5 separate regions of the Homo sapiens genome follow, and regions 2, 3, 4 and 5 are each linked to region 1. The links are chromatin loops, found by intact Hi-C in ENCODE. Cell type or tissue: heart right ventricle. All regions are shown on one strand. Region 1 overlaps LYRM4 (LYR motif containing 4). Region 2 overlaps FARS2 (phenylalanyl-tRNA synthetase 2, mitochondrial). Region 3 overlaps LYRM4 (LYR motif containing 4). Region 4 overlaps FARS2 (phenylalanyl-tRNA synthetase 2, mitochondrial). Region 5 overlaps LYRM4-AS1 (LYRM4 antisense RNA 1).

What was found. A loop is a pair of places that touch in the nucleus more often than their neighbours do. Peaks named below come from ENCODE experiments on the same cell type or tissue, not always from the same donor. Only the 100,000 strongest peaks of a DNase experiment are listed, where the experiment ranks them.
Region 2: a loop joins it to region 1, with 15 times the contacts of the local background. A loop is called at or near these places in 27 of 110 quality-filtered maps.
Region 3: it touches region 1 in a loop (10-fold over the local background); 50 of 110 quality-filtered maps call a loop at or near these places.
Region 4: a loop joins it to region 1, with 3 times the contacts of the local background. A loop is called at or near these places in 32 of 110 quality-filtered maps.
Region 5: it touches region 1 in a loop (2.3-fold over the local background); 5 of 110 quality-filtered maps call a loop at or near these places.

Annotation. Positions count from the first base shown.
Region 1 is chr6:5,212,596-5,217,595 of GRCh38, reverse strand. It overlaps LYRM4 (LYR motif containing 4), which reads left to right. Exons shown (of 3, transcript NM_020408.6): 2 at 858-978. The region is part of intron 3 of LYRM4-AS1 (LYRM4 antisense RNA 1); the gene reads right to left. Among named protein-coding and RNA genes, the nearest start is that of LYRM4, 46 kb to the left of the region's middle. In heart right ventricle, CTCF peaks have their summits at 2,646 (motif pointing left) and 3,519 (motif pointing right); a DNase peak (open chromatin) is centred at 2,661; H3K27ac peaks cover 1,254 bases.
Region 2 is chr6:5,299,444-5,304,443 of GRCh38, reverse strand. The region is part of intron 1 of FARS2 (phenylalanyl-tRNA synthetase 2, mitochondrial); the gene reads right to left. Among named protein-coding and RNA genes, the nearest start is that of FARS2, 40 kb to the right of the region's middle. RefSeq lists enhancers at 1,914-2,208, 2,158-2,217. In heart right ventricle, a CTCF peak has its summit at 989 (motif pointing right); a DNase peak (open chromatin) is centred at 1,025.
Region 3 is chr6:5,141,817-5,146,816 of GRCh38, reverse strand. The region is part of intron 2 of LYRM4 (LYR motif containing 4); the gene reads left to right. The region is part of intron 3 of LYRM4-AS1 (LYRM4 antisense RNA 1); the gene reads right to left. Among named protein-coding and RNA genes, the nearest start is that of MIR3691, 4.0 kb to the left of the region's middle. In heart right ventricle, CTCF peaks have their summits at 2,806 and 3,010 (motif pointing left); a DNase peak (open chromatin) is centred at 3,006.
Region 4 is chr6:5,395,797-5,400,796 of GRCh38, reverse strand. The region is part of intron 2 of FARS2 (phenylalanyl-tRNA synthetase 2, mitochondrial); the gene reads right to left. Among named protein-coding and RNA genes, the nearest start is that of FARS2-AS1, 60 kb to the left of the region's middle. In heart right ventricle, CTCF peaks have their summits at 2,134 and 4,862; no DNase peak of the experiment used is centred here.
Region 5 is chr6:5,054,234-5,059,233 of GRCh38, reverse strand. The region is part of intron 2 of LYRM4-AS1 (LYRM4 antisense RNA 1); the gene reads right to left. It also overlaps a transcript of LYRM4 not described here. Among named protein-coding and RNA genes, the nearest start is that of PPP1R3G, 29 kb to the left of the region's middle. RefSeq lists enhancers at 1,711-1,770, 1,831-1,880. In heart right ventricle, a CTCF peak has its summit at 1,948 (motif pointing left); a DNase peak (open chromatin) is centred at 1,933.

The DNA.
Region 1 (5,000 bases):
GCTTTGGGCCAAATTCCAGACACACATTATAAAGCCTAGTCCTCCCAGCAGCCTTTAGCAGTATTATGCCTTTTTGACAGATGAGGAGACACGGCCTTGTGTTAAGAAGCTTGCCCAAGTTCACACAAACAGTAGAAGCTGGAGCAAGGCTACAAACCCAAGCCTGTCCGATGGGCAAGCCTTGCTCTGGAACTGCTGTCCTGTACTGCAAGTGAGCTGTCTGGTTGGGGGTGGGTGGTAGGCGTGTGCACTTTCAAGATGGAGGTAAAGAAAGCGTGTTGGCCTAATTCCACAGGTTCAACTGTGGTGGGATCCTAATGTGGACAACAGAAAGGGAAGTGAGAGCCAGAATATGGGACAAGGACTGGAAAGCATAGGTCACTATCTGGGTACATGCAAATACGATCGTCATGTAACCTCTGAATTTTTTCTTCCTTTCTTTTAAGACAGGGTCTCGCATTGTCGCCCAGGCTGAAGTGCAGTAGCACCATCATGGTTCACTGCCGCTAACCTCTGAGTTCTTGATTTGTCTCTGTACACTAAAGGTTCAATTATCCATGTAAATGGAATGAAGCCAGATGTGAATAAGGCTAAAGAACCAATAATCTAAGGAACACTTCAGTAGCAGTTTGCCATTTGTATGTGACTTGTTGAGTAGATTTATTTTCCTAAATCTGTTTGCTTAGTCATCCCAGAATGGTAGTGGATCAGCCTGCGCCACGAGCAAAGATCAAAGTGGATTATCCGTAGGGGAAGATTAAACAGTTAATTCTAAAGGAAAAACTTTAAAATTCATTTGAAAGCATAGCCTCAGACACGCTGACACCTTTTCTTTTTTTTCCTCTGAATTCATTTAGAACATATGCTGTCAGGAGGATAAGAGATGCCTTCAGAGAAAATAAAAATGTAAAGGATCCTGTAGAAATTCAAACCCTAGTGAATAAAGCCAAGAGAGACCTTGGAGTAATTCGTCGACAGGTAAGATGGTTCAATGATGTACTGTTTTTCATTAAGAGCTTTAAACTTCGACATATTCCCCTTGATTAGACAGCCGTGCTTTTGGTGTTGGTGATTTACAGAGCAGGATCATGAAACTCTGTTCCTTGTACTAATACAGACATGTAAAGGTGAACTCTCATATTTTCAGATTCAAGTTGAACTTAAAATACCAGCTTTCCGGAATTTCCAGGGAGTGTATCCTTCTGGAAAGCTGATACTTTTAAGTATGAGAAACTTCTGCATTAATTTTTTTGAAAGCTAAGTTTTTGTAAGATGTATCGCACATGTGTACTTGGATATATTTCAGAGTATAAATATATTCTCCCTTTCCTAGTATTTTTAATCATAATTCAGGATAAACAGAACGTGGCCCTTTTCTTGAAGACACCATTGTGGGTGGTGAACCTGAATTACGTTGCCACATGGGAGGTGCATCTGCAGGTGCAGATGGTGTAAAGTACAGCTGCTTGGGTGCTGACCCCATAAAGGAACCTGGAGGGTGTGTTAGTTTTCGTTTTGTGGAAGTGCCAAGGATCACCTTGACTTGTGCTTCCTTTTCTCATTCTCATGAGGTGGGTGGAGCATGTGCAGCGGCATGATCTCCTGCGTGGTCTGATAACATCCGCAAGAGTAATTAGAACGTCAGAGGTTAAAGTCACCGTCCACTGATGGGTTTTCTTGCTCTCTAAAAAACACCCTTTTCACTGTTTTTCTTTGACTTAGCAGCAATCACGCAATAAACTCCATTTCTGCTTCCATTCGTGTTTCCCTTTTACTTGCAGGAAATTTGCTTATAAAGTGTGGAGGGGGAAACTCTTTACCATTTTTGTAAGTTATGCTGTGCTGTTTTGAAAGGGCTTCTTTAGCATCAAGAGATGCCAGCTTGGCTGACATTAAATTAGATAATAATCTTTCCCTGACCCTTCTTCATGCTTGACTCTAAAAAGAATTCAAAAAAGAAGCAATATTTGAAACTATAATTTGCAGTTTATGTCAAGATTAAAGGTCTTGTTATATTGCCTACATAATGTAACAGTTCTTTCTAGAATAGCATTTCGGATTCTCCTAACCATCCTTGAGTTCTACAGCTATTTAGTAATACAGTAACTGCCACACTCAGACAGGCCTAGGAAATGATCTCTAACTAAAGCCATGAGGATAGTAAGGTACTCAGAAAAGAAACTGATCTGCACATTTATGTATACTTTGAGAGTGGCATTTATATGAGTCAGCATTTTGAAAACTCTAGAACAATGGCATTTCCAGTCACCAGTAGTTGAATTTTATGAGGTCCTTTAGCAGTGGAGCATAGAAGAACAAGCAGCTGAGTTCTTACTTTGCATAAACTCAGAAAGATTTTGTTCTTTGGCACTTACTCTGTGTAGAGGTTGGCAAAACAGGCAGGTTTTATCTTTAGCGTAAAATTATCCAGAGTATAAACTGCCTAGAAAAGGGGGATTGTAAATAATCTGTGCCATCATTTCTCCCGCTATATCTAATTGTCTGTGTCACTTCTTGGTTTGAAATGCTCAAACTACCCTTGCAAAAAAAAAAAAATACTAAACTGGCCCTCATCTGACATCCCAGTGAGTTCCCCTCCCAGGACAGACGCACTGGAGCAGTGGCATGTGCAGGGCAAGGGCGCCCTCCCCAGGGCAGCCTGGCCACTGCACGTTCCCGATGGAGAATACACACGGCGACCTTGCAGAACAGCTTGCTGTCACCACCTCAGGGATGAAAGCATTCTCATCCCTTCAGAGAACCAGTTAGACAGCAGCAGCTGGGAAGTTTCTACTCACTTCCCTTTCATGTCAAGACTCTTCCTGAATCCACATGCAGCCTTTACAGTAGTTAGGGCGTAAGGCACAGTGGCTCCCCCGGCCATCTGGCTGCAAGCTGGCGTAAGTTGCCTTTGGACTAACAGCCTATGGCAAGGTGGAGAGTCTGTATTCTTGCACACTGTTCTCTGTAACTGGCTGCTGTAGCAGCCTTCTGACCTGTCCTCCGGGTGCCCCTGCCCCTACTCCACCCCACACATGGTCTGTTCTCCACACACCACCACCACAGTGATCTTTTTCAAAAGAAAGATCGGGCCACTGCCCCGTTCAACCCCTTCAAGGCTCTTGCTTCGTGACACCCTAACATAAAACCTGAAGCCAGTGTGAGGTCCCCAGAGGCCCTCCATTGCACTCCTCTCCCTCACACTCCCTATTTCCTTGAACTTCTTGCTCCCATCTCAATGCTTGTGCACCACCTGCCTGGAGGAGTCCCTCCAAATGTTCCTGTAGCTCCCTCCCCCTTCCACCCAGGCCTGTGCTCAGATTTCACCTTCCCATAGGGGCCCCCCTGGGACCACACTATCTAAAACAGATTCTCTCTCTCTCCGCTGCCCTGCCTTAGTTTTTGTGACAGCACTTATCAGTACCTACTATGACATTACTTGTGGCCTTGTCTATTTTCTCCCTCTTCTGCAAGACGGCAGGGGCCATGAGGACAGGGATCTCCCCTGTCGCTGTCATCATCTCCACTGGGTGGCGAAGAGCATGGACTCTGCGGCCAGCCGGCCTGTGTTCACATCCTGACTCAGCCTACTAGCTATGTCACTCTGAGCAAGATATTTAACCTCTCAGTGCCTAATGCAAACTGCAGATGAAAGTAAGCCCTACTTCATGCGTTGTAGTGAGGATCAAGTACACTAACATATGCAAAGCCCCCGGGATAATGCTAGCACATAGGAAATGTTATGCAAATGCTTGCTGTTATTATCCACAGGATCTAGAACATCCCACATAGAGCTGGCTCTTAGTAAGTTTTCACTGACTAAATAAATGCATGAAGTATGTTCCCTGAGATCATACATCTCAGTGGCAGGGTCTATACCACCAAAATCAGGGTGTCTTTTTGGCCACCCACAGTCTCCCTCCTGAAGGAATGAACCATGAAAGGAATATGGAAATCTGATGGGGATCGTGACATATTAACCCTCATGGAGTTGTGATACTCTTCATATCACGTCTCTCTCCCACTTGAAGATTTGGACTCCAAGCCCCACCCACCCAGGTGCACATGGATCCCAGCTTCACGGTTCCACCAGTGAGGAAGCCCACAGCCACTTTTCCAGCTGCCAGACATGCATGCCATAAAGGCAGTGCTCACACTGAAATCTCACCCACAACACTTACCTGCTCACCCTGCTTTCCACTCATTCTTCAGAGGGTGGCTTCTTCAGTCACGTGAGTCAGCTGTGGTGCTAATGATACCCCTCCACCCCCGCGTCCCATAACCCTAGTAAGTTTTGCTTTTTAAAATAAGTCTCTGGACAAAAATGACCTGGTTTTCTGGGTAGAGAAACCGAGATGCAGGAAAGGTGGAAGCCTTGTCTAAGGCCACATGGCCAGGCGTGAGCTCAGGTCTTCTAGCTCCTTAGAGCAAACTCAGAAGTTCAAGGACATGGGCTCCTGAGTCAGTAGAAACTGAAGGATAGTCTTAAGTCATCCTCCCATTTTGTTCCGATGGTATTTAAGGAGCACTTCAACTCTGCTCAGAGGTCATTCATTCTTCCTTTATGTCCTTAATGTGCAAGATCTTCAGTCTTCATTCTGGCAACCCTGAGGGATTCTAGATACATCAGCATTTGTTAGCCTTCACACAGTCCTTAAGGATTACTCTCATTCCAAGAAGTGGCAGCTCGTTTTTCTTTCATGATAAGCAAGTCAGCCTCCTTTTGCCCATTTTCCATGATTATGGCCCACTCAGTAGAAGCCAGACATACACTTGTTCTTTCCTTAACATTCTTGGACCACGTCTCCCCTGGAAAATTACCATCCAGTCTGTCAGTCTCGAATCTCTTTCCCACTTCATGCCTCATGTCATAGCCCAGAATTAGCAGAGACATTCTTCTACCTTTTGATAAAGTGCCATTATTTCCATATAAGATGATTCTGTAAAGCCAGCTGACCCTGAAAGCTCTTATAGGTTCTCCCTCTCTGCAGAAAGCAAGT
Region 2 (5,000 bases), 87 kb before region 1:
AAGAGACTAATTCAAAATATGAAAATAGCTACATGTACAAATGTATACCTTTAACTGTTATTAGTAACTGTAAAAAGTTGGAAGTAACGCACATGTCAACAACAGAGTTAAATAATTAATGATGTGGCATCACAACAGAATATGATACAGCCATTCAAATGGTAACTATGGGGATTATACAGTGATAAGGGGAAACGCACATACAAAACAACTGATACAACTATGAAAAGCCACTGAACAATTGTTTAAAAACTGATTACCATGTTTTAGGGTGGTAAATGTGGGTGCTTTCCCTTCTTTATTTCTAAGCTTTTTGTAATACTGCTATGATGCCTCTATAATTAAAAGATAATCTTTTATTTAAAAATGATATGCATGCTTTGATCTCAAGGATACAGAGCCACACCAGACCATGCAGCCTGCTATGTTACTCAGGGAGGAAGAGGGACCATTAGCATTCTACGGACGCACAGGCATCATGGGCTGAGCCACACAGAGCAGTCCACGGAGAGCCACCTGGAGGTGTTGCGTACTTGGTCAATGATTGCCAAAAAATGAGCAGTGTCCATCTGCTAACCCCAGTCAATTCCCCTCATTACGAGCATCCCGAGGCAGAGAATTCCCCGGGCGCACTTCACATACTGTCAGCTTAGTTATCCATTTAAAAAATTTATTTGAGGTCACATGGGGCTGTACAATCATTTGGTTAAAGTCACAAGCCCAGATTTTCACATTGGGAGCAATGAGAAATGTCTGTGGCAAGAAATGCAATAATCACAAAGATGGAGGAAGGCAAGCAGAAGCAACTTTTCACTTTCAGAGAAGCAGGGGGCTTGGGGAGCAGCCAGCGTGGCCGCAAACACATTTGTCTAAGAAACAGAGTCGTGGGGAGGGCAGGCTCAGAGGGAGGGCAGGAGCGGCTCTCCCGAGCTGACACAAGGATGAAGACACAGGAGGTAAAGGTGTGCGCTCAGCCCTAACAAGCCTCAACCAGCAGATGGCAACCGACTTCACCTTGGGGCCATTTAGCCCCACGTGCAGCTTCAGCCCTGTGCCAGTCCAGGCACCAGTCCCACTCAGGAAAATCTCAGAGATCTCCAGTCCAGCTTCAACCAGTCAGTCCCAGGTGCTGCTCTTGCATTCTTGCCCTTCATCTCTATGTCCAGGCACCTCTTTATACCCTAGTGTCAATGCTCAAGTTCTTTTCTCTCCTCTATACCTTCACTTCCCCACTGAGTCCCTGCCAGGGAAGCAGCAGGGCAAAGAAGCTTCACATACAGGTTGTGAAATCAGACGGCACTGACTTAAAATTCAAGTTAAGCTACTCTTCTCCCTGTATGATCTTGGGAGAATTACTCTCTTGAACTTCGGTTTCCTTCTCTAAAAGATTTGTACCTGCACCACAGGATCATTATAAGGGTCAAATGAAACAACAAATGTAAACCCCAGTATCTGACACTTATGAATGCTTAATAAAAGTTTGCTATATTTACTCTCGTTCCTCAGCAGCTGGCACCCTGTGTGTCTTCTTCCTCCACTAACCCTGTCCATCGAACATGAACCACACAGTCCCGCTCTCTGTTGCTCAGCCCTCCTTATGCTGATCTCAGTCCTGAACTCAGCGTGCCTTCTGGAACCACTCCACTGCCCAAACCAAAACACTCTCATTTCTGCACCGTGAGCCGACTCTCCCTGCCAACAGTTATAGCCCCCCACACAGTCAGGAAGTGCACAGTAATTTCATACCTTGGTACCGAAGCCACACTGCCTGGTTCACAGCCCTGCTCTTTCACTCATTAGTTCATGTGACTTTGCTCAAGCTACTTAACTTCTCTGTGCCTCATCTCCCCATCTGTAAAAGATAGTAATAGTGTCCACCTCCTAAGATTGAGGAGAGGATTCAGTGTGCAAGTAAAGCTCTGAGAACTGTGCTAGCACATAATAACCAGGCACATTTTTTTTTAACTTCAACTCCCCAAGGCCAGAGGTACTTGATTAGCCTATGTCATCCCATGTCATCCGATAACCCAAGCAGCTTTGCGACTCTCTGACACAAGGGAGATGTAATCTCTCTGGACAGCAAAGCCTTGCTATCTACCACGTGGTGCACAGACCGACATGGGCACTGCCTGGAAGCCTGTTAGAATCTCAGTCCCCACCAAGCCCTACTGAAATAAAATCTGAATCTTAACATGTTTTGCAGACAGAAGTCACCTAGAGGTCTTGTTAAACAACACAACAACACAGGTTTGGATGGCGCCTGAGATTCTGCTGTTCCTAGGACCAAACTTAGGGGAGCAGAGCTCTAGAGGAAAGTTCTGAAGTAGAAGTGTTCCAATATGTGGGAAGACTGTCACCTGGAGTCTGTAAGTGACAAAGAGGGTAGGTGGGCATGACTGGTAACTGGAAAAGTGCATGGCTAAGAAGATAAATGACCAACAACATAAGGAGCTCCTTGTAAGTTCTTAAGAGGGTAGGGACCAAGTCTTCTTAATCTGTTTTATTGAGTGAATTCCCAACATGAAGGATGGTTCACCAAAATCATCTGACATAACCCTTACTTGTGTGGGGTCCACCAATTTAGCCCCATTTTCTTTGTGTGTGTGTGTGTGTGTGTGTGTGTGTGTGTGTGTGTGTGTGTATGTGTGTGTGAGATAGCATCTTACTCTGTCACCCAGCAGGCTGGACTCATTTTCAATAAAACTAGAATGTTAGTTTAAAAAAAAATTGTTTGATATTAGTTGCCACTCCGCAACCCACCCTAATATATTAAACTGCACACTTTCTGCATGGAGACAATGCAAACTGCTCTTGATAGAAGGGAATGATTTCACAATTGCTTCCCTTAGAAATGATTTTGGCTTTGATCCAGGAGATGGGGTAGGTGGGTTGGAGATAAGAATGGGGCTGGCAGAACACCTTCTGCAAAACAGTGGGCTAGGCTTTGAAAGAGAACTTGCCGTTACTTTGCTGCCATCTTCTTTGTTCTTTTAGAGACAGGGTCTCATTCTATCACCCAGGCTACAGTACAGTGGCACGATCACAGCTCACTGCAGCCTCAAACTCCTAGGCTCAAAGGATCCTCCTGCCTCAGGCTCCCAAGCAGCTGGGACTACAGGTGCATGCCACTATGCCCAAACTTTGCTACCATCTTATTTCAAACTCCCAGGATGTTGCAAACTAAGTTAAGGCATCAGAAAAGTAAGTGCCTCATTTCTATAACCCTTGACCTTTTTCTTAGTGACATAGGTAACTAACCAGACCCTGGAGGTCAACAACCAGAGAATAATAATTATAGAGAAGAAAAATAAAAGACTACAGACTAGAAAAAAATCATACCAATTGATCCAAGAGCCCCCCAAACACTCCCTCCCACCCCCAGTAAGCACAGCCTTCATTTTCTAGGACTTCAGAAATAACCAGATGTGGCTGGGCATGGTGACTCACGCCTGTAATCCCAACACTTTGGGAAGCCAAGGCAGGCAGATTGAGACCAGCCTGGGCAACATGGCAAGACCCCATCTCTACAAAACACAGCAAGACCCCATGTTTACAACATGGCAAGACCCCATCTCTACAAAAAAAAATTTTTTAAATAAAAAAAATTAGCCAGGTATAAGTAGCACATGACTATAGTCCCAGCAACTTGGGAGGCTGAGGCAGAAGGGTAGCTTGAGCCTGGGAGATGAAGGCTGCACTAAGCTATGATGGCATCACTGCACTCCAGCCTAGGCAACAGAGCAAGACCCTGTCTCAAAAAAAAAGAAAGAAAGAAAGAAAAAGGAAATGACCAGATGCCCATGACTGTTATCTAAGCAATCTGTCTCTCTCATCCAACAGTGTCCCCTGCCCCACCCACCATCTCCACACAGACACCTGTCACCTCAGTAATTAACTAAGGGGAAAAATCTGCATAAAAGTGAGAAGAGAGCTACATTCCCAGTCCCCACAACCGTCATGAAATTATCTAAATGTGAATGCCATATCAAACCCAAATGTGCTTCTCTTTGAAAAAAAACAAAATAAGGATCACCATCAGATGTCCCTTCCAAGTCAAAGGTCAGGAAGAATTTCCACTATGTCACTCTGAATCAGCAGCTGTGTATGACTATAAACAGACATAACATTTGGACATGCTTATGTTATATATACTTACATGTACACACAGAGACACATATGTCTCTGTTCTACCTATATCAAAAAAGGTTTTGGAGCAGGTAAGAAGTTCTTGTCCTCAACCACCAGAGTAATCCAATCATTTTCTGCCCTCAGTGAGGGCTCTAAGAGATACACAGCAGGAAATCTACCAGGGATCCTACATCCTTTCTCTAACTACTCACAGAGTCCTCATAGATAAATAAAATCATAGGTAAATAAAAAACAAAAAATGAAAACATTTTTAAATTTGACATCTAAACTTTCTGCTCCAACTACTGACAGAGCTCTCATATATAAATAAAAAAGGCAAATATTTAAAATTTTATATCTAATCTTTTTTTAATAGATAAAGGAATTTATTATGGAAATTGGCTTATGTGACTATCGAGACTGAGAAGTCCTATAATCTGTAAACTGGAAAACTAGCAAAAAGGATGAGTTCATGTCCTTTAGCTGGAAACCATCATTCTCAGCAAACTATCACAAGGACAGAAAACCAAACACCGCATGTTCTCACTCATAGGTGGGAAATGAACAATGAGATCACTTGGATACAGGGTGGGGAACATCACACAACAGGGCTTCTTGGAGGGTGGGGGGCTGGGGGAGGGATAGCATTAGGAGACATACACAATGTAAATGACGAGTTGATGAGTGCAGCAAACCAACATGGCACATCTAAACTCATCTTTTAAACAAAAGCAAGGCCAAGAGAATACTTGTTTCCCCTGAACCCCAAGTGTCATCTCCAAACTTTGATGAACTTTCAACCGAATAAGCTTAAAGCCACAGTCCAAGACAGCCATTGCTGTTATAGAAGAAAAGATTATACCGATACAGCT
Region 3 (5,000 bases), 71 kb after region 1:
AGTGTCCAACAGTAAAAATAGAAAAGCCCCTGAGTCTTGTCTTCTTTTGAGAGGAAAGAACCCTTTTGCAGAAGGCCCAGGAACCCCCTCCTCTAGCCACTTTGGCCAGAGTTGTGGTATGCAATTATTCCTAAGCTGTTCACTGGACAGGTAGCTGGGCCCCACCACAACTGCCTAACGTCAAGCAAGATTGATGCCTGGGGGCTGTGCTGGGAAGAGGCCCGCTTCAGGGGGAAATTGGGGCTGTGTTGAGAAGGAAGGAGGGTAGCTGTGGAGTGGGCCACTGAGTGGGGCCTGCGTTTCACAAGCATTCCAGGTCCTGCCTGGGGGTATAAATCCTGGCTCTCCCTTTTCCAGCTCTATGGACTGCACAAAAGTATAATACTATCTAACTTCTCGGCATTTCTGTTTTTTCACCAATAAAAAAAATGAAGGTAACAATACCCCCTCAGAAGATAACATGCGAGCAAGATGGAAGCACAGACCTGGCACAGGCCCATTCTTTACTCTGAGTCAAGTCTAGTCTCCTTAGGGACAGGGCATCAATAAGGGACCCCTCAGCACCTTGCACGATTCATTTAGTTCTCAGGAATTCATTTGCTAGGACTGAATACGGGAAACATGCTACTAAACTGCCCCTGAACTCACAGGCTTGTGATGTGTGGTGGATGAGACACAGCCCGTGCTGAGGCAGGCAGGTCTGAATCCAGTGCCAGAAGCACCATGTGCCATGAGGTGGCATTCGAATATTTGGAGCAATGAAGCGATCTCATTGAATGTATATATATGCTAGAGGAATTGCAATCATGAGAAAAATTAATTGCAGAGTTGATCGTAGAGGCATAGTGTCCAGGCAGAAACCTAATCCAAGCAAGAGATCATTTGACGGCTGAGGGAAGAGAGAGCCAAGGGGAATGGAGTGGAATGGAATGGAATGCAGGAACTCTAGAGGGGATTTAAAGGCTGAATATGCTGGTTTGCGGGCTTGAGTTAGGAGCCCACCTCTAGCAGTCAATATTACTAGAGCATTGGTGGTGAAGCCGTGGGTGTAAATAAGACCACGTGAAGTGGGCGTATATTAAAGACATATTGGTGACCTTTCTGATGTTTTCTACCATTTCATATTAATAGGCATGAGGATCGAAAATAGGAAATGATTTTTCTTTTCTCCTCCCTGGCAGCCTTCTCTGCTGTGATGTTTTTTCCTCATAAGGCTGGGGTCCTATTGCTTTCCCTTCTGATGAAGCTTTTTTATTACTTGGTGGGTAGAGGGCCTTAGGTGTGGCAGAGAAATTCCGCAGCCTCGCCCTCGCCGTCATAGTGATGAAGAGCGTTGACTCCGGAGTCACCAAGGGAAATTAAGCACATGTTTTATTAATCTTTATGAACCTCAGTTTCCTCTCCTGCAAAATGAGAACAATACTGGTGCCGACTTCGCAGCACTGTTTGCAGCGTGAGGGCGATAAGGCACTTACACAGGCGCGTGCCCCCCACATGGAAATGCCTGGAGATGCTGCCGGCTCCTCCACTCACCGAAACTGCACTTTCTCTCCTTTGTTCTAAATGAGAAACCAGGTGTGGGGAGCAAATGGGAGAAAGGGGCAGGAGAAGCTTGCCTCAGATTCCAACTCATATGACCTGTCAGTGACTAAAGACGGAATGCCAACACATGGATTGTGTGTGTGAAATGCCAGGTTGGTGTTTTCCACAGGGATGTGCCCGTTGTTCTCTGCTTTCTGTGGAATTCTCTTCCAGCGCCAGGCCTGGAGATGGGGCCTGCCCTTTTACCTCTCAAATATGTTCCCAGGGAAGAGTGTGTCCTTCTCCGGGAGCCACCCCATCACACTGACTCTCACTTTGGGCTCATTGCTAGAAACTCTGTGGCCTGCGCCTGCTTCCCATGTCGCGTCAAAGCGTCTCAGCACAGACCTAAAGGAGACCTCAGAGGTCACCCAGCGTGGCCTCGCAGAAACACCTGCGGGAAGGGATTACGGAGGTTTGCAGGGAAGGCCGGGCAGCCCGGGAGTGAGCGCCGCACTGCAGCTCCCAGACACATGCAGCTCCTGCTCCCAGGCAGGAACAAAGTGATTTCCCAGCTCCTGGGGCCATGGGTAGCTAACTGATTAAATACCCGGTTTGGAAAATTCACCTGACGTATTTCTTTTTTTTTTTTTTTTTTTTTTTTTTTTTTTGAGACGGAGTCTCGCTGTGTCGCCCAGGCTGGAGTGCAGTGGCGTGATCTCGGCTCACCTCCCAGGTTCACGCCATTCTCCTGCCTCAGCCTCCCAAGTAGCTGGGACTGCGGGCGCCCACCGCCATGCCCGGCTAATTTTTTGTGTTTTTAGTAGAGACGGGGATTCACCATGTTAGCCAGGATGGTCTCGATCTCCTGAGCTTGTGATCTGCCCGCCTCAGCCTCCCAAAGTGCTGGAATTACAGGCTTCAGCCACCGCACCCGGCCTCACCTGACATATTTCTTACACGTAAGCCACTTCTTTTTCTTGTCCAAACTGAGGCTAGCCCTCACCCAAGACTTGCCTGTATCTCAGTGCAGGTAGCTGAGCAAGGCACAGCCGCCAGGAGGAAGTCGGGGAACAGCAGCCGGAGCCTGGGGAAGCCCTGCACAAGTTGGCCTTGAGGAAACCACCTGACAGACGTTTGCTCTTCCTCACAGAGCTGGTGAGCATTCTGACTATGTGGTCACATCAGATCAGATCGCTCTCACCTCTCTAAGCATTTCTTTTTCTGGAGTATGAAGCAGCTATTCAGGGAGGAAAGCAATTTGATGTCAGGGGCTTCTTTGAGCCTTGGGAATTAGACCTCAGAAGCTTAGAATTGGAGCTCAGCTGCTGGTGGAAGATATACTGTGAATGTTTTATTCAGTAATGCATATATAACATTGAGCAGAATCCAAATACATAAATCACTTATACAATAGCTGTGAAGAGCCACCTTCCAGCACTTGAGAACCCGGCAGCCAGTGGCTCACAAAGGCCTCTGTCGCCATCTGCTGGCCGCATGCTTTCTCATGCTGTTAATTCTTGCTCTGGTATTTTTTGTTCCCGCAGCCTTTGGCACTCAGGTTCTTCTGCTGTAAAATTTGCCTCCATCAGAGCTGTATTGCCTTGTGTTTTTGAGGCTTGCAGAAGAGACCCTTAGCACTCCTTAAAATTCTGGCAGGACAGAGAAAACAAGATGGAGAGAGATGACAAAGCCGATTTCTTCCTCCTGGCTTTTTTTTAACCAGTTCTGTGCACTATCAGGCCCTCTGAGCTTAGGCCTATGCCAGCCACATCTCAAGGCCAAGGACACAATACTCGGTTTGTCTTTATAATAGGTCCTGTTATTGTGTCTGTCAACCTCCCGATGTCTGTATCACAGTCACCAATATATTACGCTAAGGAAATAGGAATTATTCACATTGCCAGTAAAACTTGCCCATGTATAAGCACAGACTCACACAGTTATGGGCCTGAAGACCATCCCCAGTGGCGAAACTGTGCCCCAGAGGTTGCCATAAGTCACTGGAGCCAGAAGGCATATTTGATCCCCTGTGTAAGATTGGCCACCGTACCCTGAATGACAGTGGTGTGCTGACTCACACAGAAGATCCGCTTGTGGTGCAGGCTTGGCCTCCTCAATGTGGCCACAGGCCCTAGAGCGCTAACAGATGTCACTTATCGGGATCACCCCTGAGGCATTGTGAACAGGAAGTGGCATCACTGATCTCCCACCAGCTCTGAACCAATACATGTGGCATCCCAACTTCCGGAGAGGCTGGACAGAGCATATCCGGAATGCAGCCACGTGGGGAGTCAGAGTAGGGCAAGGATATAGGAGTGCTGATGAAAACTGAAAACACAGGGGACCGGCCCGCGATGCGGCCTCCTGGGAGACATCTGCATGAGGCCAGCAGGCCAAGGGTCCATGGCTGGGGATGGCTGCGCTCTCCTTAGGGAAAGGCATTCCAGAAACTGAAGTTACGAGGCAGCGTAGGGAAAGCATCCTGGGCTCTTCAAATCTGGGCATGGCTGTGAGTCCCAAAGCGTTGTCAGTTTACACCATCTCCTAATGCAAGGGCTAAGTCATTAGGGAAAAAATCATGTTTCAGGTTTTAAGGGGAAAAAATGAAAAGGTGCATGGCCTTTACCTGTAAACAGTAGAAGGGGGTGGGGAATGGTTGAATGGTAGAAATGAAAATCAAGAAATCTAGCAATGGCTGGTGATTTAAGGACCTTGTATATCAGTTATTGCTGCACAGTAAGTCATCCCCCAAAACTTAGTGGCTTCAAAGAACAATCTTCATTTATTGCCACATCCCACTTCTATAGGTCAAGAATTCAGACAGGGCATGGCGAGGGGGGCTTGTGTTGCTCCACAGTGATTGAACCTCAGCTGGAAGATTGGAAAGCTGGGGGCAGGAATCATCTTTTACTTAGCTGTCTGGAGGTTGATGCTAGTTGTGAGCCAGGAGTCTGGCCAGGGTGTCAGCCAGAACATAGCACATATGGCCTCACTGTAACCTGGGCTTCCTCACAACATGGCGGCTGGGTTCCAAAGGCAAGAGTCCCAGCAGAGAGAGCCACACAGAAGCCATATTTTCTCTACGGCATAGCCTCAGGAGTTGTACAGCGTCACCTCCACTGTCAAGGTTATAGAACCTGTCCAGGTTCACATAGAGAGAACACAAACCCCTTCACTCAGTAGAGGAGGGTCCATTCATTGTAATACAATCATTGGAAAACACCATCTGCCACACCGGTTTCCTTATCACCTGTACCCGCATCCCCCCCGACACATGCACAGAAACAGGGCAGCCTGTCACAGACCCTCAGCGATCATGGCATGGGTTTGTGCTGGGTAAATAGGTGCGTTTGTGGGTCAGCTCTGCTTCTGGTTTGTAGTTTGACCTGGTCTTAACCTCTCTGGATCTCAGTTTCTTCTTCTGGGAAACAAAAAGGCTGAGCTCCAAACCCAGTCATTGGAAACTTTAACGTTTT
Region 4 (5,000 bases), 180 kb before region 1:
AGAAACACATTAATATTAATGATAATAGGAAACTTTAATACATCATTCTTAGTATAAGATCAAATGTGCAAAATTAATAAGATAAAAGACCTAAAAACATAATTAGGAAATGAAATCATGTGTGTATACATAAATATGTATACGTATATTTTACACACACACACACACATACACACATATTAAACTTACTCCCTTCATAATGAAAAATACATTTTATTTTCAAGGGCCCAGAGAATATTAACAAAAATTGATCACATAGTAAGTCACAAAGAAATAAGTATATTCCATAAAGAAGAAATAATAAACTATACTCTCTGATTAAAATACAATAAAACTAAAAATCATTCCCATTAACAACATACAAACACACACACACATAAAGGTCTTTCCACCTGAAAACTGACAAAAAAAGAAGGGGAACAAAAGTCAGGAAACATACACCACAAAGAGGTAATACCACTAACGTAAAGAAACTTTTAAAAGTTGACAAAGGGCCAAAAACTCCATAGAAAAAGAACAGACAATTCATCAAAAAAAAGATATGAAAATGACCCCTGAACACATGAAAAGGAATTCAAACTTAAAGAGCAAATTAAGCAAATTAAAATAACACTGACATAATACTTCTATCACAATGGCAAAAAGTTAAAAGTCAGACAACATATTCTTTTGAATACGCTGAGGCTTTGGAAAATAAGTACAGTCATACTTTGCTGGTGAAAATGGAAACTGGTAGAACCCTTTTGGAGATGAATTTGACAACACCCAACAAAACTACATATTTGTTGATCTCTTGACCCAGTCCTTCCATTTCTAACTACTTACCCTGAAAATATACTTCCAACATTAATACACATGCACAAAATTTTCATTGTAGTATTGTTTGTAACTGCACCATATTTTTTTAAAAAGTCTCACATTGGAAAGATGTTAAATAAACTATGGTCTACCTATACAATAGAGTACTTTTGCAGGTGTAATAAAGAACGAGGAAGATCTCTCTGGACTGATATGGAATGATTTTCAAGACATCCTGATAAATAAAAAAGGCAAAGTGCAAGAGGGCATATATTACTTGCTACCTTTCATGTAAGAAATAATAAAATACACATGAATCATCTCATTTGTGAAAAAAAGGAAGGATAGGCTAGAAATAACAAAAATAAATCACCTACACAGAGGTGGTGGAAACAGGATGGAAAAAATGGTTGAATGGGAATAGAGTATAATGAATGGCAGAGTGGGGGTCATGACCTCTAAGTAAACCTTGTTGTATAGTTCTGAGTTTTAGAAGGACGTTAATACTTTATCTACGCAAAACATTAAAAATAAAATCCTGACACCTGCAATCCCAGCACTTTGGGAGGCCAAGGCAGGAGGATCACTTGAGGTCAGGAGTTCAAGACCAGCCTGGCCAACATGGTGAAACACCATCTCTACCAAAAAATACAAAAATTAGCCAGGCGTGGTGGCACACGTCTGTGATCCCAGCTACTTGGGAGGCTGAGACAAGAGAATCACTTGAACCCGGGAGGCAGGAATTGCAGTGCGCCTACATCATGCCACTGTACTCTAGCCTGGGCAACAAAAGGAGACTCCGTCTCGATGATGATGATGATGATAATAATAATAATAATAATAATAATAATAATAATAATAATAATAATAAAATAATATAAAATCTACCCAGAGGTGGGAAGAACACAAATGGAATACAAACAGTAATGATGGACAGAAGTTTATTCTAAATAAATGACAGCCACTTAAAGAGAGTGGAGAAGAAAAGAATTAACCAAAATAACTTTCAAAAACAGTATTTTAACTAAATAAGATGAAAAACAAAATAAACATAGCAAATATTGTACACTAGTTAGCAAATTTTTTCCACAGAGGTATGTGTTAACAATTATGAAACTACCTTTATGTTCATTCCAGGACTGAACAAGAAAATAAATATGTCATGAGTAAGAAGAACCAGGTTTCTCACTGTCACTATCAAAGGCAATGGGGAGGGCTAGAATGAGCCATGTGGTGTTGGCTTAGATTGGAGGTACTCATATGAATTCATATTTTGTAACATATATGCAGATACATCAATACGGAAATAGAAGTAGGTATATGTATTTCCTAGCTCTGTCACTAGAGGGGGCCTACAAGTAATGATATCCCTAGGGCAATAAGTATACTCAGGTCTAGGCTTCTAAATACCATTCTTTAATAAAAAAGGAACAGAGTTTCTTAAAGAAATGACTGATTCCAGGGCTGGGGTGGAGAAAGTAAAAGATGAATCTGGGATATCTCATGGGGACAAAAAATGATAACATGTCAGAGGACACAGAAAACTACTTAAGGGGCTCCCAAAGACCAAACCTGGGTAAATTTCAGCAATAAAATAAATCATTTTAGTAATAGGTTATAACCCATACAATAACCAAATATTCATGAAGCCATACTGATATAAATAATTAAATAAATATATGGGAGAGAAGGTAAAGGTCTTCCTTACAGTAAAATTCTAATTAATACCTTTAGAATAAATTAGAAAGAAAATAACCATTTGACAAACACCACAATAATTTCTGGCAAAAATTATCAAGGGAATCCAAAGTTAATAGGGCAAAATATTATGAGAACTATTTACACAGTCTCAAAGTATCTTCCTGCAAACACTATTAACTACAAAGGGGAAAATAATAATGGCGGAGAATCCTAATGGATGCCACATTTACCGAGTGATCAGAGTTAACATATCACCACCACGTTCTTCATGATAGAACTCACTAAGGGCACAACAAAATCTCCATGGCATTTTTGTCAAAAATGTAGAATATGAATTTCACCATGAGAAAATACAAAATCATGTCAAGTTGAGAAACATGACACAAAATATATGGCCAGTACCTTTCAAACATATCAAAGTCATGATAAAGAAAGACTGAGTAACAATATATGGCCAGTACCTTTCAAATACATCAAAGTCATAATAAACAAAGGAAGACTGAGTAACTATCCCAATTTAATAAAGGAGATGGACACGTGAAAAATATAACATGTAATCCTAGATTGAATTCTAGTCCAGAAAAAGGACATGTTTTTAAATTCAAGCAAACACATTTTTCAATTTTACATGTTCTATTTAGTTCTTTCTCAATTCGGCATAGTCTCTTTTTTTAAATAAAGACTTTTTTAAGCATCGTTTTAGGTTCACAGCAAAACTGAGAGGAAGATACAGAGATATCCCATATAATTCCTCCTCCACACATGCACAGCCTCCTCCACTATCAGCATCCTCCACCAGAGTGGTACACTTGTTACACTAGATGGACTTACACTGACACATTATAATCACCCAAAGTCCTTAGTTTACCTTAGGGCTCACTCTTGGAGTTGTACATTCTATGGGTTTAAACAAATGTCGAACATACATCCACCATTATAGTATCACACAGTGTTTTCAGTGCCCTAAAAATCTTCTACGCTCAGCCAATTCATCACTGTCTCCGCACTGGCCCCTGATCATCACTGCTCTTTTCACTGTTTCCCTAGCTTTGTGTTTTCCAGAATATCATATAGAGGGAAACATAGAGTATGGAGCCTTTTCAGCTTGTCTTCCTTCATGAGTAATATGCATGTACATTTCCCCCATGTCTTCTCATTGATTAATAACTCATGTATGATCTTTTGTTAAAAACCATTTTTATTACTTATACGTATTTGAGATTGTATTTTCTACTTCTTTAAAGATTTCATACAGTTATTTTATACTTTGCGCCAAGGAATTCAAATAGCTGAAGCAACTGGGTGTGATTTCTGCTGATTTTCACACAGGATGGTTTGTGTGTGGTGATCTTAGGCTGGATGATATCAAATCAGGGGGAAACGTGAGGGCCTAGGTAGGGGACACTTGCCTTCAAAGACTGTGTGTAACCAGGGCAGCAACAGCCCTGGAACCAATTTACCGCTCTTGAAGAGGTGAAGGTGAGGGGCCCAGGTTTGACTTCCCCATCTTGCCACTACTACCAAGAGGCCTGATCGCTCAGCTGCCCTGCTGCTGACAGCAGCTGTAGCACCTCCACACGCTTCATGTCAGCTCACTGCTCCTGGCGCTCAGTTCCTTCCATTTTCTCCCCTCTCCCTTGGGAAGTTCTGTCACTTTCGGTGAGCCTAAAAATTGTAACAAAATTATTTTATGTGGAGTCTAGTTGGGGTTTTTTTAGCCAGCATATCTAGTCTGTGAAAGAAGTGGAAGTTTCCGGAACTTGATTTCATAAACTGCTTTCAGAATCAAATTATAAATCTCCCAGGGGGTGAAAAATCCTCATACTTTTATACCTTGTTCTTAATCAAAACAGTATTATTACTCCGCTTGACAACCCCAAATTCCAGCCTTGTAGCCAAATGATTTTTTACAAATGATTATGCAAAAAACAAATCTCTGAAGGGATGAAGGCTGAGGACCAATGACAATATATAACGGTGAAATTAAACACAACTCTAACAATATTTGAGCAACTTTAGCATCACTGGAATTTATTTCCCCTGAGGAAATTAACTGAAAGATAAAAATAGCCTTTAATTACTAGAATCTATTTTTAAAAATCTCTCAGTACCTTTTAAACATAATATACATGCAACATGGAGCTCTTGGGAAGCAGTTTATATGAATTCCAGGTTTCATGAACATTATTCTTTAAGAACAATGAATTTAGTAAATACAACAGATTAAATTAGCAAGCAATAACAATTTTCTTTAAAGAATAGTTATATATGAAATAGAGTTATCCTAATAGAATACTAGAATGTCAGTGGGCTATGACATTAACATTAAAATTCAAGATTTAAAACAAAACCATAACATTAAAAACATTTATCACCACTAGGTGGTCAGATTGCCCATAATTTTTTTCTTCTCAGTGCTTTTAGATATTTTATACATTTCCTCAATAAGCAAGGTTACATTTGAAGTTGCAGAGAAAACAACAAATGTTACTACAAGGATA
Region 5 (5,000 bases), 160 kb after region 1:
GGGTAGCTAAGACTACATGTGTGTGCCACCACACCTGGTTAATTTTTTAATTTTCTGTACAGACTGGGTCTCTCAATATTGCCCATGCTAGTCTTGAACTCCGGGGCTCAAGGGATCCTCCGGCCTCAGCCTCCCAAAGTGCTAGGATTACAGACATGAGCCACCATGCCTGGCCATATAGAGGACTTCTAAAAGGAAACACAAGAAGCCAGTAGCAGTGTCACCTCTGGAGACAGAGATTAGGAGAGCAGAGGTCTTGCTTGCTTTTCATTGTGTATGCTTTTCATCTCTTTCCATTTTCGTCATGTGCTTTTATTACTTTTTCAATTAAAAGCAGTTAATGATAAATCAGGGAAAACAAGTTGGAAGCAAGACATTTTTACCTTAAAGGAATATAAAGAACATTAAACTAGAAAGAGAAAATGGAAAACAAAGCAGCAAGCATTCAAGCATTATATATATATAAAAATAGTGGGGAGACACAGGGCTGTAAAACCGAATCAAGCATGGCTAAAACAGGAAAAATAACAGGGGAATAAAGAAGGCAGAAGGCAAAACATAGCAAGGGGAGGCAGACACAGCCAAGAGTCCTCTGAGGAGGGGGTAGGTTGGACACTGGGTGCCCATGGGTTCCCCCCGAGGGATGCCTGAAGCTGAGTCACATGGAGCTGGCGGAGGCTCAGAGGCAGAAAAGGAGGACAGAGAGAATCCAGGCTGAAGCGGGGAACCACTGTGTGGCGGGTGCAGAAGCTCCCCCAGGTCAACTCTCTGTGGCCCTGTGGCTGTGGTTTGGAGAACGATGGCTGGTGTGGAAGTGGATGTTAAGCCCCGGACCTTAGAACACCTGTTCCCACGGACATGAGAAAGCAGGCTTGGGACAGGCCGTTGAGAAAGCAGGCAGCACTCAGGGAAGGCCAGCAGCTCTGAACAGACATCTGCTGTCACACTGTGCAAGGCTTGGTTTCATTAATGACCCCATGTGACAAAAAGAAGCAGTGGCTCCCATGGTTTCATGGAACTCAGGTCCTCTCCTCTCTCCAGTCACAGAGAGCCCCGTGTAGACTCTTCATAAGGTGGAACCCGAAGAAGGAGACACTGGGTCTCGGGAAAATGGAATGAAGGAGATGTTGTTGTATTTGGAACCTAATGTGGAGGAATGGGCCATATAAATAACTGAATAGAGGCAGGGTGTGGTGGCTCATGCCTGTAATTCCAGCACTTTGGGAGGCCGAGGCAGGAGGACTGTTTGAGTCTGGAATTTCGAGACCAGCCTGGGCAACATAAAGTGACCCCATCTCTACAAAAAATAAGAATTAGCTGGACATGTGGTGGTGCACCCAGCTACTCAGGAGGCTGAGGTGGGAGGATTGCTTGAGCCCAGGAGTTCGAGGCTGCAGTGAGCTATGATTGCACCACTGCACTCCGCCTGGGTGACAGAGAGAGACCCTGTCTCTTTAAGAAAAAAAAAAGTGAGCGTTTCACTAGGAATGAGGGAAGTTTTTTTTTTTCTTTTTTTTTTTAGATGGAGTCTCGCTCTGTCGCCCAGGCTAGAGTGCTGTGGTGCGATCTCGGGTCACTACAACCTCCGCCTCCCAGGTTCAAGCGATTCCCCTGCCTCAGCCTCCCGAGTAGCTGGGATTACAGGCGCCATCATACCTGGCTAATTTTTTGAATTTTTAGTAGAGATGGGGGTTTCACCATCTTGGCCAGGCTGGTCTCGAACTCCTGACCTCAAGTAATCTGCCTGCCTTGGCCTTCTAAAGTGCTGGGATTACAGGCGTGGGCCACCACGCCCAGCCGGAATGAGGGAAGTTTGAACTCCAAAGCTAGAGTCCCTTGGTGTCTTCCGTCCTGGTCTCTTTTGTCCCAAAGTTGAGGGAAAGGGTGGGCAGGGAGGAGAGGGAAGGAAGAAGATTGGGAAGGCCTTGAGCTCCCCCTTCAGGTCGAAGCCCGTGCAGGCTTTAGCAATGACAGCAGGCTAGGAGAGCAGACCTCAGGGTGTGGCTCGTGGGCCCCCAGGTCTCCTAGAGCCTTTGGGGAAAGGGGGGTTGGGTTGAGAGGTTGAAACTATTTTCATAACAATGCTAAGACATGATTTGCCTTTTTAACTTTGTGGACACTTGCACTGATACCGCAAAAGCAATGATGGATAAAGCCCTACCCGTATCACTTAAAAATATCCTAGATAAACCAATAAAAATAATTAATTTTATTAACTCTCAACTCTTGAGTACATGTCTTTTCAACATTCAGTGACAAAATAGGAAGTATTTTGTCACTTCTACTACCAATGTATGACGTTGCTTTGAGGAAAAGCTCTAGGATGATTGAGTTTTGAGTTGAACTGGCTGCTTTTATAGTGAAACATTATTTTTTACTTGAACAATGGATAAACTATAAATATTCAGACTTGGGCATCTGGTAGACATTTTCTTGAAAATAACCCATGTGAACCTCTGACTTCAATGAAGTGCAGTGAAAACAACTGAAATAATGCATTGCTAAGGTTAAAATCTGAACTTTGAAGGAAAAATGATAATTTTGAAATACTTGTATGTACCATGAGCTTGACAGCTACCTGGTATTTAAAGACTTTTATGATGAGATCAGCATTGAAACAAATGTGATTGTTGCTATTGGATAAGAAAAGCTGCCAACATTTGGAAGACCTGCATTTTTCAGTGAACCATATTTTCCAAATGATCAATGCAAAATGTTACAAGACTATGCATAGGTAAAAGATCCGCTTAAAGTGCAAGATAAACTGACTGTAATGTAACATAGTGTGGACAGTTTGACAATAAGGTTTCAGATTCCATATTGCAACTACCTTAAAGAAATGACATCCAGTTTAGTCTTGGTGTCATATCAAAGAAGAATGTCTACAGTCTTCTGAAAAGGCCATTAAAGACACTCTTTCCTTTTCCAACTATTTATCTATCCGAGGCTGGATTTTCTTCATATCCTTCAAGCAGAAAACATATCACAACTGGTTGAATGCAGAAGTAGATATGAGGATCCAACTGTTTTTTAAAAAGCCAATCATTAAAAAGATTTGCAAAAAAGCCAGGCAGGCACGGTGGCATGTGTCTGTAGTCCCAGCTACTCAAGAGACTAAGTGGGTGGGAGGATTGCTTGTGCTCAGGAGGCTAAGATGGCACTTGTTGAATAGCCACTGCATTTCAGCCTGGGCAACATAGCAAGACCCTGTCTCTAATAATAAAAAGAAAGAGAAAGAGAGATGAAAGAAAGAGAGAGAAAGAAAGAAAAGAAAAGAAAGAGGGAAGGAAGGAAAGAAGGAAGGAGATCCAAAGACCAAAAACTTGAATAACCACTGGCCTGAGATTCTAGTAGGTCTATCTGGCAGGGTGCACGTGGTTTTTAACTGTTTCAAGGTTATGTTGGTGAGTCCCTTTGGCCCTGTCTCTCAAGCCCCACTGAAGGGAAGCCACAAACTGACCCTCTGAGTAGATTCTGGCATGGGGACCAGAGATGTCTTAGCTAAGGATCCTTTCTCCCACTTAGAAACTATCTCTGGACCTGAGTGGTTTAGGGGTGGAGGGTAGAGTGAAGGTATATTCAGTCTGGAGATACCAGTCAAGAACGTGAAACACTTTTAACTGAGCCAAGAGGATTCCAGGGTGGGGAGTATGAAGTGGGACAGATATTAGGTAGCATTTGAGCCTAATCTTGAGGAACGTGTCCTATTTGGCCAGGCAATGTAATAATCACAGGTCTGAGATATTACTAGGCACAGTGACTTCATCAGGGTGAAACCGTGTCCATTCTTCTCTTCTTTGGCCTACTCTTACTCCCATTTCTACTTTTCTTCTGTAAACCAGAACGTATTTGAGACTTATCTCAATTAATTTAGAGGTTTATTTTGCCAAGGTTAAGGACCATGGCCAGTGACACAGCCTCAGGAGGTCCTGAGAACATGTGCCCAAGGTGGCTGGGTTACAGCTTGGTTTTATACCTTCTAGGGAGACAGAAGTTACCAGGGAAATACATAAATGAATACATGTAAGGTATACATTGGGTCAACCCAGAAAGGCAGGACTTCTCGAAGCAGGGTCTTCGAGGTCATAGGTGGATTCAAAGATTTCCTGACTGGCAATTGGTTGAAAGAGTTAAGCTGGAGCTTAAGCCAAGGTTCTTGTCATGTAGATGAAGCCTCCAAATAGCAGGTTTCAGAGAGAATAAGCAGTGAATGTCTCTTGTCTGACCCTAAAAGGTGTCAGACTCTCCAGAAAAGGCCTAATAAGGGAAGAAGATTCTCTATAGAAAGCAAATTTCCCCCACAAGAGACAGGTTTTCAGGGTCATTTCAAAATATGTCAAGGGAATATATTTTGGGATAAAATACTGCCATTTCTTTCAGGGCCTGATATCCGTCATGTGATTCCATACCAGAGTCAGGTTGGAATGTGGTATGTTATTGCTACAAAGAGTCTGTTTTTTCAGTCTTAAGGTCTCTGAGTCAATGTTAATGTTGGTCAGTCACGTCTAAACTCCAAAGGGAAGACAGTAGAAGGAGGTAAGTCTGACTCCTCCTTCCCATCATGGGCTGATGTGGTTTTTCAGGTATTTTTTGGAATCCTTCTTGGCCAAGAGAGGGATCCATTCAGTTGGTTGGGGGCGCTTAGAGTTTTATTTTTGTTTTGCACTTCTCGTAACCAAGTATGACTCCCAAGACTCCCGGGGCATGCTGTAGAATAATGCTGTTACCAGGAATTTGTCAGGAAATACTCTGCATGATTGGAAGCTGAGAGTAAAGGCTTAGGATTTGGTGTTGTTTGCACAAACCTCCCATGAAAAGACCATGCACACTGGAGCAGGACAGTTGCAATTTTGGCTTCCCTCTCTCCTGACTCTGGGATCTTGAGTAAATTACTCCAAGTCCTTAAGCCTCTGTTTCCACATCTGGAAACTGAACATACTAACACCGACCTCTCAGAGTTGTTGGGACAATTAATCAGGAACATATGTGGAAGCACAGTG